Regions from separate parts of the Homo sapiens genome. Here region 1 is linked to region 2. Evidence: read pairs that join two places in POLR2A ChIA-PET (ENCODE). Cell type or tissue: Panc1. All regions are shown on one strand. Links, peaks and the distances in the headings refer to the core of each region. The heading gives the core; the rest is flanking DNA.

Evidence for each region. Peaks named below come from ENCODE experiments on the same cell type or tissue, not always from the same donor. Only the 100,000 strongest peaks of a DNase experiment are listed, where the experiment ranks them.
Region 1: POLR2A ChIA-PET joins it to region 2 with 5 read pairs; 2 of 35 experiments call an interaction of 5 or more read pairs at or near these places.

What each region holds. Positions count from the first base shown.
Region 1 is chr20:35,585,780-35,594,465 of GRCh38, reverse strand. It overlaps the pseudogene FER1L4 and the pseudogene RPL37P1. Among named protein-coding and RNA genes, the nearest start is that of SPAG4, 26 kb to the left of the region's middle. RefSeq lists enhancers at 3,410-3,909, 3,910-4,411, 5,499-5,999. In Panc1, for the core only: no CTCF peak of the experiment used is centred there; no DNase peak of the experiment used is centred there.
Region 2 is chr20:35,382,917-35,391,602 of GRCh38, reverse strand. It overlaps UQCC1 (ubiquinol-cytochrome c reductase complex assembly factor 1), which reads left to right. Exons shown (of 10, transcript NM_018244.5): 3 at 7,470-7,565. Among named protein-coding and RNA genes, the nearest start is that of UQCC1, 25 kb to the left of the region's middle. In Panc1, for the core only: no CTCF peak of the experiment used is centred there; a DNase peak (open chromatin) is centred at 4,052.

The DNA of each region.
Region 1 (8,686 bases), core at 3,153-7,152, 200 kb before region 2:
GTCTATTAAGATGATCATGTTTTTTTCTTTTTTGTTCTGTTACTGTGATGTATTACACTGATTGATTTCCTTAGGTTGTACTATCCTTGCATTCATGAGATGAATTCCTTTTATCAATGGTGTATATCCATTTTTTAAATACGTCATTGGATTTTCTTCAGGACTTTTGCATCTGTGTATTTATAAGGGATATTGTTTTGTAATTTTCTTTTTTCTTTTTTGATTTAAAAAAAAAGTACTTAAAAAGTAGAGATGGGGTCTTCCTGTGTTACCCAGGCTGGTCGTGAACTCCTGGGGCTCAAGGGATCCTCCATGCCTCGGCCTCCCAAAACGCTGGGATTACAGGCCTAAGTCACCACGCCCGGCATGTAATGATTTGATGTCTTTTCTTGTGATTTATCTATCTTTGATATCAAGGTAAAGCTGGCCTCATAGAATGAGTTACGAAGTGTTCCTCCCTCTTCTATTTTTTGGAAGAGTTTGAAAAGGATTGGCGTTAATTCTTCTTCAAGTGTTTGGTAGAATTCACCAGTGAAGGCATCTGGTCTTGACTTTTTTTGGGAAGTTTTTGACTGCTGAGTCAATCTCTTTAATTGTTATAGATTTGTTCAGATTTTCTATTTCTTCTTGAGTCAGTTTAGATAATTTGTATTTCCAGGAATTTTATAACTTCATCTTAGATAATCCAATTTGTTATTTTATACTTGTTCATGGTATTCTCTTACAATCTTTTTATTTCCATAAGGTTGCTAGTAATGTCCTTCCTTTCATTTCTGATTTTAGGTATTTGTGTCTTTTTTTATTTTTTATTTTATTTTTTTTATTTTTTTGAGACGCAGTCTCTCTCTGTCACCAGGCTGGAGTGCAGTGGCACAATCTTGGCTCACTGCAATCTCTGCCTGATTACAGGTGTAAGCCACCATGCCCGGCCAGCCTAGTCTTTTTAAATTTACTGTTTTGTGATCTAACATATGATGTATCCTGAAGAATGTTCCGTGAGTGCTTGAGAAGAATGTGTACTCTGCTGTTATGATGGAGTATTTTGTATGTGTCTTCTAGGTATAGTTGGTTAGTGTTGTTTTAAGTCTATTTCCTTAATAATATTCTGTATAGATGTTCCATCTGCTATTGTAAGTGGTGTACTGAAGACTCCAACTATTGTAGAACTGTTTGCCTGATATATTTAAAATTTCTATTATTTCCTTTTGGTTCCAGTTTTCAACTGTTTGCTGAAATCACCCATCTTTTAATTCTTGTGTACTTTCCTCACTAGATCATTTAGATTTCTATCACAGTTATTTTAATATGCTTATCTAATAATTCCAACATCTGGGTTATCTATGCATCTACTTCTATTGATTATTTCCTCTTGACCATGAGTTTTGCTTTAACTCCGTCCTGTAATTTTTTTTATCATATGCCTGGATATTTGTATAAAACATTAGTGACTAAAATAATATATATGTCCAGGAAATGGCATTTCTCTTCTTACACTAGGCCTTACTCTAGAGAGTGAGGACCAAGTCATTATGCTTTGTATTTGAAATGGGCTTAGTTGTGAATTTGGTTTGGTTCAGTTCACTTTGGGCTTCAAATGTTTTTTTGAAGGATCACGATTGTCCTTTCATCCAGGCTTAGAACTGAGAACTGGCAAGATTCCAGAAATCTGTTTCTTGTTCACACCCAAACTGCCAATTCTCCAACTCTGGGTAAGCTCTCCCTGCTTTACAAACCACCAACCAGGTGTTTGGGTTGCTGGGGCATTCTCTGTGCTTTTTGAGTCTGCTTCCTTTCCTCTGTGCCTTGTTAGTCCTGCTTTCCCTCCTCTGGCCTTTGGAGGGTCTCCACTTTACGTTGTAAAAGTCTAGAATGCATCAGAAGGGTTCTCTTGGCTCTCCAGCTGAGCCTGTAGCATCTGATAGCTGAAAGCCTAGTGGGGGAGGTTTCTCTCAGCCCTCCTACCTAACCCTCAGCCTTCAAAAGATGAAATCCCAGAGGACCACTTCTGGGTTTTTAAATTCTCTTCCCTACCACCTCCTTCTAAGGGCAGTTACTTTGTGCTTTTTTTTTTTTTTTTTTTTTTTGAGACAGAGTTTTGTTCTTGTTGCCCAGGCTGGAGTGGAATGGCATGATCTCAGCTCACTGCAATCTCCACTTCCTGGGTTCAAGCAATTCTCCTGCCTCAGCCTCCCAAGTAGCTGGGATTACAGGCATGTGCCACTATGCCTGGCTAATTTTGTATTTTTTTTTTTTTTTTTTTTTACTAGAGATGGAGTTTCACCATGTTCGTCAGGCTGGTCTCGAACTCTTGATCTCAAGAGATCCACCTGCCTCGGCCTCCCAAAGTGCTGGGATTAGAAGTGTCAGCCACAGTGCCCGGCCTACTCTGCACTTTCAAGAAACTTTACATACCTCAGAAAGATCTCAGCTCTCCTTCCCTGTTCCCAGCTTTTTGCATACCGCCCCTTAGCTCTAGGCGAGGATCCATAGGAAAGAGTTCGGAGGTACGGAAAGACATATTTTGTGGCTGTGGTCCCTGGGATTCTCATCTGGTATGCTACCTCACACATAGTCATTAAAAGTCTCTTAAAAGTGGATACTTTCTCCTTGTCCCCACTTCTGATGTTCCTTTTTACTACTGCTGTTCTGCCAGAGGTGGGAGTAGCAGCTGGAGGTCTCTCCTTGATTATGAAGAACTCATCATTTTCTGGAGTTTAGTTGATATAGGTTTCTTTGAATCCCCACTTCTCTGATGTGTTTTTTAAAATACGATTTTTAGTCTGGGCAACATAGGGAGACCCCCATCTGTACAAAAAATAAAACTAACGAGGCGTGGTGGCAAGCTCCTGTAGTCCCAACTACTTGGGAGGCTGAGGCGGGAGGACTGCTTGGGCCTCAGGGTTCGAGGCTACAGTAAGCCATAATTGTGCCACTGCACTCCAGCCTGGGTGAAAGCGAGATCCTATATCCAAAAAAATAATTGTGGGTGTGTATAATTTTACAATTTATTTGGATTATTTTGGTTGTTAGGGTATAAGTCTTTTTGTTGTTGTTGAGACACAGTCTGGCTCTGTCGCCCAGGCTGGAGTGTGGTGGCGCAATCTTGGCTCACTGCCTCCCAGGTTCAAGCGATTCTCCTGCCTCAGTTTCACTAGTAGCTGGGATTACGGGCATGTGCCACCATACCTGGTTAATTTTTGTATTTTTAGTAGAGATGGAGTTTCACCATGTTGGTCAGGTTGGTCTCAAACTCCTGACCTCAGGTGATCTGCCCACCTCGGCCTCCCAAAGTGCTGGGATTACAGATGTGAGCCACTGTGCCAGGCCGGGAGTGAGTCTTTCTACATCCAAACTAATAGTGGACCCCTCCACTGATTTTTATTTTTTTATTATTTTTTATTTTTTTGAGATAGAGTCTAGCTCTGTCGCCCAGGCTGGAGTGCAGTGGCGCAATCTCGGCTCACTGCAACCTCTGCCTCCTGGGTTCAAGAGATTCTCCTGCCTCAGCTTCCTGAGTAGCTGGGATTACAGGTGCCTGCCACCATGCCCAGATAATTTAAGTATTTTAGTAAAGACGGGGTTTCAGTAAAGACGGGGTTTCATTTTGTTGGCCAGGCTTGTCTCGAACTCCTGACCTCGTGATCTACCTGCCTTGGCCTCCCAAAGTGCTGGGCTTACAAGCGAGAGCCACCACGCCCGGCCCTCCACTGATTTAAAAAAAAAAATTACAGTGTTTTCCTCTGATGTACAATTTACATATAATGAAGTGTACAAATACATATATATTTTTAAGACAGAGTCTCACTCTGTCACTTAGGCTGGAGTGCAGTGGCAAGATCTCAGCTCACTGCAACTTCTGCCTCCAGGCTCAAGTGATTCTTCTGCCTCAGCCTCCTGAGTAGCTGGGAGTATAGGCATGCGCCACCATGCCTGCTAATTTTTGTATTTTTAGTAGAGATGGGGTTGCGCCATGTTGGCCAGGCTAGTCTTGAACTCCTGGACTCAAGCGATCTGGCCACCTCGGCCTCCCAAAGTGCTGGGATTACAGGCATGAGTCACCATGTCTGGCCAAGTGTACAAATCTTAACACACATTTGCTGAATTTTGGCAAATACATATATCTGTGTAACCCAAGTCCCTATCAAGATCTAGAATATGACTTTCACCCCAGAGTTGTTCCTTTATGTTCCTTCCCAGTCAGTCTCCATCCACCCCCATAGAGATAACTACTGATTTTTTCAATATATTTTGATTTTTTTCATTATAGTTTTGCCTGTACTAGATTTTAATACAATGCAATCATGCCATATGTATAGTCAGTTCTTGTTATTGGTGGTCTATAAAGTTGCTGCAAACACTGAATTAGCAAATACTGAATCACTGCCCCCAGAGAAATACAGGGTTAGGTTTCTAGTGGGCGATGGTCACATTTTTTTTGTCAACTGATCAGTACAAAACCTTGTTTTATGTGTGTTTGTTTAAAGATACTTTCTTTAATATAATATATTGTTGGCCATTGCAGTGGCTCACGCCTGTAATCCCAGCACTTTGGGAGGCCGAGGTGGGTGGAATCACCTGAGGTCAGGAGTTTGAGACCAGGCTGGCCAGCACGGCGAAACCCCATCTCTACTAAAAATATAAAAAATTAGCCAGGTGTGGTGGCCAGTGCCTGCAGTCCCAGCTTCTCTGGAAGCTGAGGCAGGAGAATCACTTGAACCCAGAAGGCAGAGGTTGCAGTGAGCTGAGATTGTGCCACTGCACTTCAGCCTGGGTGACAGAATGAGACTCTGTCTCAAAAAACAAAAACAAAAACAAAATGCTTACAGTATCAGAGCTCACAAAGGCAGAGTATTGCTTTATTCCAACTCAGGGCCCTTCAAACTTTTTTTTTAAATCTAAGTCTCAAGTGTGGTGGCTCACGCCTGTAATCCCAGCACTTTGGGAGGCCGAGGCAGGCGGGTCACTTGAGGTCAGGAATTCAAGACCAGCCTGGCCAACAAGGTGAAACCCCCTCTCTATTAAAAACACAAAAAGCTGGGTGTGTGTGGTGGTATGCATCTGTAATCCCAGCTACTCAGGAAGCCGAAGCCAGAGAATTGCTTGAATGCAGGAGATGGAGGTTTCAGTGAGCTGAGATTGTGCCGCTGCATTCCTCCAGCCTGGGTGACTGCAAGATTCCATCTCAAAAAAAAAAAAAAAAAAAAAAAAAAAAAAAAAAAAAAAATTTAAACCCATTTCCCGTTTAGAGAAAAAAAGTGCAGCTCACTGCCAGCACTCATTTAATTTTACATAAACTCATTCTTTGAGGCTGAAGAAATTATGACTGATTTTCAATATGAAAATAAAATATAAAAACCTTACTTGGAGTTATTTCTAAACAGAACTTGTCTCTAATCCTAATGTAACAGAAGTATATATGATGTTACATTAGGATTACAGGCAAGAGTATTCTCAAGGCAAACAGGAAATAGGTTAAAAAATTTCTTTTTGTATTTTAATAAACCAGAACACTTTTTGCATGACTCGTTGAATTTTTTTTTTTTCTTTTCTTTTTTTTTTTTTTTGAGACAGAGTCTTGCTCTGTCGCCCAGGCTGGAGTGTAGTGGCTCGATCTCGGCTCACTCTAACCTCCGCCTCCCAGGTTCAAGTGATTCTCCTGCCTCAGCCACCTGAGTAGCTGGGATTACAGGCGAGCGCCACCACGCCCGGCTTATTTTTGTATTTTTAGTAGAGACGGGGTTTTACCATGTTGATCAAGCTATTCTCGAACTCCTGACCTCGTGATCCACTCACCTCGGGCTCCTAAAGTGCTAGGATTACAGGCATGAGCCACCGCACCCGGCCAATTGTTGAAATTCTTAAGATGAACTGGATGCTGCAACAGGTACCCTCTTGGGTTTAGGTGTTGTTCCTTCACAGAATCCATGCCTGAATCTGCAGTATACAATTTTTAGGTGCCTCATTCGATCAGTCCCAGTGGTATTTTGTCTTTTAGCCAGTTATACTTCCTCTAGTGCTTGGCGGGGTAGCCACGTTTGCCACAGGTCGACTTCTGAAGTTGGCAGGCCATAGAGCCACAGTGGCGGCACAAAGTGTGTGTCTTATCGCGATGCTTTCCAAACGATGACGTTTCCTTTGTCATCTTGTTTCTGCGGCTTCAACCAAAGAAGGGTTAAAAATTTTTAGTAGAGGATGGGTGCGGTAGCTCATGCCTGTAATCCCAGCACTTTGGGAGGCTGAGGCAGGAGGATCACCCGAGGTGAGGAGTTTGAGACCAGCCTGGCCAGCATGGTGAAACCCCATCTCTACTAAAAATACAAAAATTAGTTGGGCATAGTGGCACATGCCTATAGTCCCAGCTACTCAGGAGGCTGAGGCAGGAGAATTGCTTGAACCTAGGAGGCAGAGGTTGCAGTGAGCCGAGATTGCACCATTGCACTCCAGCCTGGGTGACAGAGCGAGACTTAGTCTCAAAAAAAATTTTTTTTAATTTTTTTTTTTTTAATAAAGATGAGGTCTCACTTTGTCGCCCAGGCTGCTCTTGGACCCCTAAGCTCAAGTGATCCTCCCACCTTGGCCTCCCAAAGTGCTGGGGTTACAGGTACGAGCCACCATGCCTGACCTGTTCAAAGTTTTTGACTCTTTGCCCATACTCATGTGATTACAAAAGCACCAGGGGTATTGATTTGGGGGTTACAAATTTTAGCTAGTACGCAAATTTGCAAATACAGAATTCACAAATAATGAGGAAGGACTGTATTCTCTTGTGAGAGGCTGTTGTAAGATGCGTCCAAGTTGTTGCAGATATCTAGTTTCTTTCTTTTTATTGTTGAGCAATTTCCCATTGTATAAATATATCACAGTTTGTTTATTCATTCTCATATTGATGGACAGCTGTGCTGTTTCATGTTTTTAGCTAGTATGAATAAAGCTGCTATGAATATTCTTGGTTTTTTTTTTGTTTTTTTTTGTTTTGAGATGGAGTTTTGCCCTTGCTGCCTGGGCTGGAATGCAATGGTGTGATCTCAACTCACTACAACTTTCGCCTCCTGAGTTCAAGTGATTCCCCTGCCTCAGCCTCCCAAGTAGCTGGGATTACAGGCGCGTGCCACCTTGCCTGCCTACTCTTCTGTATTTTTAGTAAAGATGGGGTTCACCATGTTGGCCAGGCTGGTCTCAAACTCCTGATCTCAGGTGATCCACCCGCCTCAGCCTCCCAAAGTGCTGAGATTACAGGCATGAGCCACTATGCCCAGCCTCAGCCACCACGCCTGGCCTCTCAATGATATTTCAAGTCCTCCTGTGTGCCAGGCTCTGTATTAGGCCCTGGGGGTCAGCCCCTGCCATATTCCTTGCCCTTTTGAGGCTAATGTCCTAGGAAGACAGACTATACATCTGTAAATGAATATGAAAAATAATTATGATCTATAGGAATTGGTAAGAAAGAGGTTACAGAGGCTGAGGGGGTGGAGGAGAACCTGCTTGGGTAAGGTGGTCAGGCAAGTCTTATCTGCAAAGACAACATTGCAGCTGACACCCAGAGGATGGGGAGAAGCCAGCCAGCCATGGCAGAGTGGGTAGGAAGGGAGGACTCAAGGCAGGAAGACTGCTTAGGAGCCTGTCACAATTGTCTAGCCAAGAGTGGGTGGTCTTTTGGCTGGGCATGGTGGCTCGCACCTGTAATCCCACCACTTTGGGAGGCTGAGGTGGGAGGATTGCTTAAGTCCAGTAGTTTGAGACCAGCCTGGACAACATAGTGAGACCCTATCTCTACAAAAAAATTTAAAAATGAAAACATCGCAAGGCATGGTGGTGTGTGCCTATAGTCCCCAGAGACTCAGGAGGCTGAGGTGGGAGGATCACTTGGGCCCAGGATGTTGAGCCTGCAGTAAGCTATGATTGTGCCACTGCATTCCAGCCTCGGCAACAGAAAAAAAAAGCAGATGGTCTTGAAGTGGGGCAGGGAGAAAGGGAGAGAAGGGGGAAACTGCCAGGAATGGGTGATTGGATGTTGGAGAAGAGTGTCACCAGCCCAGGTATTTGGCTGATGTGATGGGCACCACATGTGCACACTGTGCACATTGGGGAAGATAAGACTGGGGAGGAGGGAAAGGTGAAGAGACAAGGTTGGCACCAGCTACCACGTGCATGAGCCTTGAGGACATTATGCCTAGTGAACTGGGCCAGGCACAAGGGCACGCACTATATGATTCCACTCATATGGAGGGCTTGTTGTAGTCAAATCCAAACACAGAAAGAAGAATGGTGGCTGCCAGGGGCTGGGATGGAGAGCAGTGAATGGAGAGGTATGGTTTAATGAGCAGAGTTTCTGTTCTGCAAGATGAAAAATGTTCTGGGGATGAATGATGGGGATGGTTGCATAATAACGTGAATATATTTCTTTTTTTTTTCTTTCCTTTTTTTTTTTTTGAGACGGAGTCTTTCTCTGTCACCCAGTCTGGAGTGCAGTGGAGCGATCTCGGCTCACTGCAAGCTCCGCCTCCCGGGTCATGCCATTCTCCTGCCTCAGCCTCCCAAGTAGCTGGGACTACAGGCGTCCGCCACCACGCCAGGCTAATTTTTTGTATTTTTAGTAGAGAGGGGGTTTCACCATGTTAGCCAGGATGGTCTCGATCTCCTGACCTCATGATCCGCCCACCTCAGCCTCCAAAAGTGCTGGGATTAC
Region 2 (8,686 bases), core at 1,632-5,631:
GATGACACTATCTTGGCAGTGGCACTATCTTGCTCACTGCAACCTCCACCTCCTGGGTTCAAGCGATCCTCCCACCTCAGCCTCCCAAGTAGCTGGGATTACAAGTATGTGCCATGACACCTGGCTGATTTTTGTATTTTTAGTAGAGACGGGGTTTCACCATTTGGTGAACAGGCTGGTCTCAAACTCCTGACCTCAAGTGATCCACCCCTGTGGGCCTCCCCAAGTGCTGGGAATATAGGTATGAGCCACTGTGTCTGGTCACATTTTCTTATTCTTTTTCTTCTCAAGATTTAGACACTTTTGAAGAGTACTAGTCAGTTATTTGTAGAATGTTTCTCAATTTGAGTTTGTGTAATATTTTCTTTTCTTTTTTCTTTATTTTCTTTTATTTTTTATTCATTTTTTTGAGACAGAGTCTTGCTCTGTCACCCATGCTAGAGTGCAGTGGTGCGATCTTGGCTCACTGCAACCTCTGCCTCCTGTTCAAGTGATTGTCTTGCCTCAGCCTCCCCAGTAACTGGGATTGCAGGTGCCCGCCACCACACCCAGCTACTTTTTGTATTTTTAGTAGAGAAGGGGTTTTGCCACGTTGGCCAGGCTGGTCTTGAACTCCTGATCCGAGGTGATCCGCCCACCTCGACCTCTCAAAGTGCTGGGATTATAGGTGTGAGCTACCACCTATAATATAGAAAGCCCGGCCTTTCTAATATTTTCTTATAATGAGATTGAGGTTATGCATTTTTGGCAAAAATGATGTTATTCCCTTCTCAGTGCATCATATCAGGGGATACATAATGCTAGTAGGTCTTATAACTTTGGCCACTTGGTTAAATTGGTGTTTGTCAGGTTCCTGAACTCTAAAGTTAGTATTTTCCCTTTGTAATTAGTATCTTGTCAGGAGATACTTGGAGACTGTGCAGATACCCATTTCACATTATACTTTTGCTTACTAATTTTAGCAGTCATTGGTGGTTTTTTTTAATGATATGTTAACATTAAATTTATTGTCATAACCATTATAAGTGTACAGTTCAGTAATGTTAATTTAAGCATATTCACATTGTTTTGCAACAGATCTCTATAAACTTTTTCATCTTGCAAAACTCTATGCTAAACACTAATTCTCTCCCCACCCTGCTTTTCTACTTTCTGTTTCTATGATTTTTTTTTTTTTTTTTGAGACGGAGTTTCACTCTGTCGCCCAGGCTGGAATGCAGTGGTGCAATCTCAGCTCACTGCAACCTCCGCCTCCCAGGTTCAAGCATTTCTGCCTCAGCCTCCTGAGTAGCTGGGATTACAGGTGCTCACCACCACGCCTGGCTAATTTTTGTATTTTTAGTAGAGACGGGGTTTCACTGTGTTGGCCAGGCTGGTCTCAAACTCCTGACCTCGAGTGATCTGCCCGCCTCAGCCTCCCAAAGCACTGGGATTACAGGCATGAGCCATCACCCTGGCCTTGTTTCTGTGATTTTGACTACTTTAGGATACTTCATGTGAGTGGACTCATACAGTTTTTGTTCTTTTATAACTGGCACATGCTTATTTCACTTAGCATAATGTCCTCAAGGTTCATCTATGTTGTAGCACATGACAGGATTTCCTTCTTTTTTTAAGGCTGCGTACTCTTCTATTGTATATTTTCTTTATCCATTTGGATCAATGGACATTTGGGTTCCTTCTGTCTCTTGCACACATTATTGTGAATAATGCTGCAGTGAATGTCAGTGTACAAATATCTTAGAGATCCTGCTTTGAATTCTTTTGGATATATACCCAGAATTAGGATTGATGGATTATATGATAATTGCATTGATGGTTCTTCACTGCAGTGATCATTATTGTGGTGTTTGTCTAATGATTTTTTATTTCCATCATTCCTACATTTATTAACTGGAACTCTGTTGTAAGAAAGAGCTGTCACTTCTTCCCCATTTATTTATTTATTCAATTATTTATTTATACCAGTATGAGCTCATGGATATTTATTTTCTTCTGAGTTATAATTCATTTTCTTTTCTTTTCTTTTCTTTTTTTTTTGAGACGGAGTCTCACTCTCTCACTCAGGCTGGAGTGCAGTGGCGAGATCTTGGCTCACTGCAACCTCCGCCTCCCGGGTTCAAGTGATTCTCCTGCCTCAGCCTCCTGAATAGCTTGATTACAGGTGCGAGCTCACCACGCCCAGCTAATTTTTGTATTTTTAGTAGAGATGGGGTTTCACCGTGTTGGCCAGGATGGCCTTCATCTCCTGACCTTGTGATCTATGCGCCTCGGTCTCCCAAAGAGAGGTGCAAATTATAAGCACCCGGCTTATAATTCATTTTCCAATTAGTTATTTTGTTGATTAGATTGTCCCAGCTTGGGCTATTGGGAACGCCTTTCTACATGCCCCCCATCATTTTTTGAATACTCTCTTAATTGCTGGCACCACAAGATGTTTCAGGTTCATGCTGTATTTTCTTTGCCCTGGCCCTAGATTCAAACATTACTCCAAGGAGTCCTGATTTTATTTTTTTATTTTTTTTATTTTTTATTTTTAGATGGAGTCTCACTCTGTTGCCCAGGTGGGAGTGCAGTGGTGCGATCTTGGCTCACTGCAACCTCCACCTCCCAGGTTCAAGTGACTGTCCTGCCTCAGCCTCCCGAGTAGCTGGGGACTACAGGCGCACACACCACGCCCAGCTAATTTTTATATTTTTTAGTAGAGAAGGGGTTTCACCATGTTGGCCAGGTTAGCCTTGAACTCCTGACCTCAGGTGATCCTCCCGCCTCAGCCTCCCAAAGTATTGGGATTACAGGCATGAGCCACCGCACCCAGCCCCGATTCCTTCTATTGGAGAGCAGTATTTAGAAATCAAGATCTGGGTATTAAGTGTGCATGAGCCTGTGTTGTTGAACTCTACTCAGACTTTTGAAGGCAGCTTGATATAGCGGACAGAACATAGCTTTGAGTATATATCCTAGTCTTTAATGAACTTTACTTCTTTGAGCCTTTGTGTTCTAATTTCTAAAACAGGAAAAAATAGTCCGGGCACAGTGGCTCATGCCTGTAATCTCAGCACTTCTGGAGGCCAAGGTGGGAGGATTGTTTGAGGCCAGGAATTTGAGACCAGCCTGAGTAACATAGCAAGACCCTATCTCTACAAAAAATCCGGAATAGCTGGATCTCTGTGTTCCCAGGTACTCAGGAGGCTGAGGCAGGAGGATCCCTTGAGTCTGGGGGGGTCAAAGTTGCAGTGACCCATGACCACACCACTGTACTCCAGCCTGGGTGACAGAGCAAGACCCTGTCTCAAAAAAAAAGAAAAAAAGAAATAGAAGGGGCAGGTGTGGTGGCTCATGCCTGTAATACCAGCACTTTGGGAGGCTAAGGTGGGCTGATCACTTGAGGTCAGGAGTTTGAGACCAGGGTGGCCAATGTGGTCAAACCCTGTCTCTACTAAAAAAATAAAAAAATTAGCTGGCGTGGTGGCACACGTCTGTAATCCCAGCTATTTGGGAGGCTGAGGCAGGAGAGTTGCTTGAACCCAGGAGGTGGAGGTTGTAGTGAGCCGAGATCATGCCACCGCATTCCAGCCTGGGCACAGCGAGACTCCGTCTCAAAAAAAAAAAAAATAGGAAAATATACTTTATAAGATTGTTGTGAGATAACATAAGTAAAACACCAAGCATGTAGGTAGGTACTAGACATACAGGAGATCTTCAGTAAGTTGCAATTGCTATTTTTGTTGCTATTTATGTTCCTGTTGCTTGGGAAAGTTTTCTCCTCACTGTATGAAATGAAACTTAAAAAAAAAAAAAAAAGTTGTCCTAAAATTACCTTTACCAAATTGCAACCTCTCCCTTTGTCTTAGTTTCCTCATCTGTGAAGTGAAAAGGTTGGACCAGAATATCTCTGAGATTTCTTCCAGCTCAAGTGTTGTTATTCTGAGTTACTCTTTAGTTCTTCAGTTGCCTTTTCTCCAAGCTAAACAGCCTAAATTCCTTTTGACCTTTCCACTAGGACCTTTTATTCATCCCTTTGATCATTCCTGTGGTTCTTTTTTTGGACGTTCTCCAAAGTTGTCCTCTTTGAAAAAAAAAAAAAATCCACCTAGTTTTTATTGAGTAATGACTTCATGCCCAGAATGGTGTTGAGTATTGGGACAGAAAATGACAGACATATAAGATGGGCTGTGCCCTGGAGCTTATAGTTGCTAAAAGGAGCAGACACACACGCCCATGGTATTCAAGAATCGCTTGAGTTTGTCCCAGCACCCCCTTTCTACTTCTCTGCCTCTGTCATTCTTGTTTTTTTATTTTTTATTTTTATTTTTTGAGACAGAGCCTTGCTCTGTCACCCAGGCTGGAGTGCAGTGGCATGATCTTGGCTCACTGTAACCTCCGCCTTCTGGGTTCAAACGATTCTCCTGCCTCAGCCTCCTGAGTAGCTGGGATTACAGGCACACACCACCATGCCTGGCTAATTTTTGTTTTTTTTTGGAGGGGGGTAGAGATGGTGGTTTGCCATGTTGCCCAGGCTGGTCTCTAACTCCTGGACTCAGGCAACCCTCCCGCCTCGGCCTCCCAAAGTGTTGGGATTACAGGCGTCAGCCACCACGCCCAGCCTATTGATATTTTCTAATCTAAGCAAAGGAAAAATTGAGGTCTTTAAGGGTCGAGTGAATTTTTTGCGGGAAGTGCAAGGACAAGAGTGGGTAGTACAAAAAAGTAAATGTGTGTGTTTATAAGTGTGTAGGTGTGGAGAAACTAGATGTCCTTGATACTAGATACATAGGTACTTTAGTAGTTCAATATAGTGTGAAATGTTAGCTAATGGTAGGATAGAAATACAGTAGATGGTAGGACAGCCACAGAAGGAATCTACTGGTTACTCCTAGAGCTGTGAGGAAAAAGAAGGATCTAATAGAACCTAATAGAAGAGGACCCAGCCCAAAGCACAGCTTGTGGAAACTGCTGTTGGCTGTGTTCTTTGAACCAGTTTAAGTGCTTTGTGTTTTAGGTGGACCATTGCATTGATGTATGTGATGTAATGGGGAGGTGTTCTGTGTTTAGTCTGTGTTTTACAAAGCCTGCTTGATACTTATGAATTAAAGCCTAAGTGTCCTTGGGACTGACCAGAAGAATCCTGACTAATTTTTTAATATCCTCGTTTGGAAAGAAAAGTAAATAGTAACATTCCACAATTAGAAATTCTATTTTTTCTTCGTTAGGGTTAAAGAAAAAAAATCATTTTCATTCCATGTGTTCCATTTCTTCTTGGAATAAACCAGAATTGAAGAGTCAGCCCTCTTCCTGCTCCCTCTCACCCTTTTTTATTGTAAAGGTAATATAGCATTAGTGAGAGTTTGGAAACTAGATTTTTTTTTTTTTGCCAGAATTATTTTGGCTATAGATTCTTAAATTTATCCATAATTCTAACTTAACAAAATAACTCTTTGGTTTCTTGTGTGTTCTTTCTAAACTTGCCCATATGCAGTCTACGCAGTCATGTTTTACCTATAATTTTATACATATTATAAGCATTTAACATTTTTCATGTTGTTAACAATAATAATAATCTCTGAGTAAACCGTGCAGTCTGAGTGATGATGATGTGTCAGTGTAGGTTTGTTCTTTGTATCAAATGCACCACTCTGGTATGGGATGTTGATGGCGGGGGAGGCTGTGCATGTGGGGGAAGGGGTATGTGGGAACTCTGCCCTTTCCAGGAAGTTTTGCTATGAGCCTAAAACTGCTGTTAAAAAAAAAAAAAAAAGTCTATTTAAAAAAAAAAAAATCCCAGCCAGGCACCCAGGCTCATGCCTGTAGTCCCATTTTGGGAGTTCAAGGCATTTTGGGAGTTCAAGGCAGGAAGATCACTCACTTGAGCCCAGGAGTTTGAGGCCAGCCTGGGCAACATATGGAGACACTGTCTCTACAAAAATACAAAAATCAGCAGGGTGTGATGACAGATGCCTGTAGTCCCAGCAACTCAGGAGGCTGAGGCAGGAGAATTGCTTGAGCCGGGGAGGTGGAGGTTGCAGTCAGCTGAGATTGCACCACTGCACTCCAGCCTGGGCCATAGAGCCAGACCTTGTCTCAAAAAACAAAAACAAAACAACAACAACAAAAACAAAACAAAAAACCCTCAATGGATACCTGATTTTCCACTGAGTGACTGAACTTTCATTAACCATCTCCTTAATGGACTTTCCTCCCAGTTTTCATTCTGTATAGTATCTGGCACATAATAACGGCTATTTTATTGCCAAATTGTTTTTAAATGCAATGTGAACATGAAAAAGGTGGCGATTGTGATCCAAACAATAATGCTGGTGATGATAGTGATGATGGAAACTTCTGCTATTTATTGAGTGCCTATTTTGTGAAAGGCACTTTATATATCTTACCTTCTTTCATCCTTACTGCAACTGAGGTTCAGTAAGTTTTCCATGGCCACTGAGCTTGTCGTAGGCGACAGAAGCAGGTTTTAAACCTAAAAGTGGCTGGTGTCTTTATTTTTTTCCCCATATACGGCACTGCTGCCCATATTTAAATAGATAGATACTACAGTTCTGTTTCCTAGAATTGACTTAGATGTAGTTCCAGGTTTCCAGGGCTGAATTCTTTTTTTTTTTTTTTTTTTTTTTTTTTGAGACCGATTCTTGCTGTGTTGCCCAGGCTGGAGTGCAGTGGCATGATATTGGTTCACTGCAACCTTTGCCTCCTCAGTTCAAGCTATTCTCCTGCCTCAGCCTCCTGAGTAACTGGGATTACAGGCATGTGCCACCACACCTGGCTAATTTTTTGTATTTTTAGTAGAGATGGGGTTTCACCATATTGGCCAGGCTCTCAAACTCCTGACCTCAAGTGATCCATCCACCTCGGCCTCCCAAAGTGCTGGGATTACAGGTGTGAGCCACGCCACCTGGCCTTTGAATTCACTCTCTCTCTCTCTTTTTTTTTTTTTTTACAGACAGGGTCTTGCTCTTGCTGAGTCGCCCAGGTTGAAGTGCAGTGGTGTGATGATAGCTCCCTGCAGCCTCGATCTTCTGGGCTCAAGTGATCCTCCCACCTCAGCCTCCCAAGCAGCTTAAGACTATAGGCATGCACCACCACACCCAGCCAATTAAAAAAAAATTTGTAGAAATAGAGTCTTGCTATGTTCCCCAGGCTGAGTCTTAAACTCTGGCCTCAAGCAATCCTCTCACCTTGACCTCCCAAAGTGTTGGAATTACAGGTGTGAGCTATTGTGCCTGGCCCAAATTCTTTTATTTCTTCAGGTATTCAACAGATATTTCTTGGGCATCTACCATGTACTAGACACCCTTCTAGGTGCTGATCTTGGGTCTTCCTGGTGAGCTGATCACGGGGAAGTGGGCTAAGTAAGGTTGGAAAGATCCTATAGTCTTTACTTTGAAACAGCTCTGTTCAGATTAACCCTGTAAGTGCTCAGTGTTGCATAGATCTGTGTTTTTATTCTTCAGTGGCCCCAGATGAGCCAGTCCCGAGCATGTGGTGGATCAGAACAGATTCCTGGAATAGACATACAGCTGAATAGGAAGTATCACACCACACGTAAGGTGAGAATTATCAGTGCATTCTGTGTTTATAGAGTGCTTTCACACAGGTGTTCTTTGGATCTCAACAAAATTGTTAGCTAGGTGAGTTTTAGCGAATGCAGAAGGTGAGGCTCAGGGGGTAAAGTGACTTGCCCAAGGTCACAAGGATGGTAAGTAAGTGGCAGACAAAATGAATTTTTTTTTTTCAGGGACAAGGTCTTGCTCTGTCACCCAGGCTAGAGTAGAGTGGTGCCTTCATAGCTGACTGTAGTCTCGAACTCCCAAGCTCGAGCTATCCTCCTGCCTCAGCCTTCTGAATAGCTGAGACTTACAGTCATGCACCACTGTGTACTGCCAATTTTTAAATTTTTGTAGAGACCAGGGTCTCGTTTTGTTACCTAGGTTGGTCTCAAACTCCTGGCTTCAAGCGATCCTCCTGCCTCAGCCTCCCTAAGTGCTGGGATTGTTTTTAAAATTTTTTTTAACAGATGAGGTCTTGCTCTGTTACCCTGGTGGAGTGCAGTGGCATGATCATGGCTCACTACTGCCTTGAACTCCTGGGCTTAGGTGATCCTCCCACCTCGGCCTCCCAAAGTACTGGGATTACTGAGATTATAGGTGTGAGCCACCATGCCAGCCTGAATATTTGGACCTAAGCCTTCTGAGGCTATGTCCTATGTTTCTTCCATTGTTGTGTCTGGAAAACACTTAAGAGGAAAACATATGAATTTTTTACATGTTAAAAATAAAGTGATATTTAACTTTTGGATAATTTTTTATTGGTTAGATAGCTTGCCTTTGCTTGGAGAGGGTTAACATTAGAACAGACTTTCCTTGGAGGTTATTTGCAAACTACAAGACTCTGTAGTCATTAATAAAATTTGTGATACCTTTACTAAAAAATGCAAGAGTTTAAAAACATTCAGTGCTTGATTGCAGTTTTGAATGACTTTTGACTGCTTTCAGGCAGTATTTTTTTTTCCTTTTCCTATTACATCAATAAGCATAGAATGTTTTACTTCTCAGAATTGTTCTTGGGAGATGGGGGTCAAGATTTCCTTTTAAAAGTCTTCTTTTTGATAGAACTTTTATTCTAATACCCCACATCTGTCATCTGCTAGATATGGGTTAATAGACATACA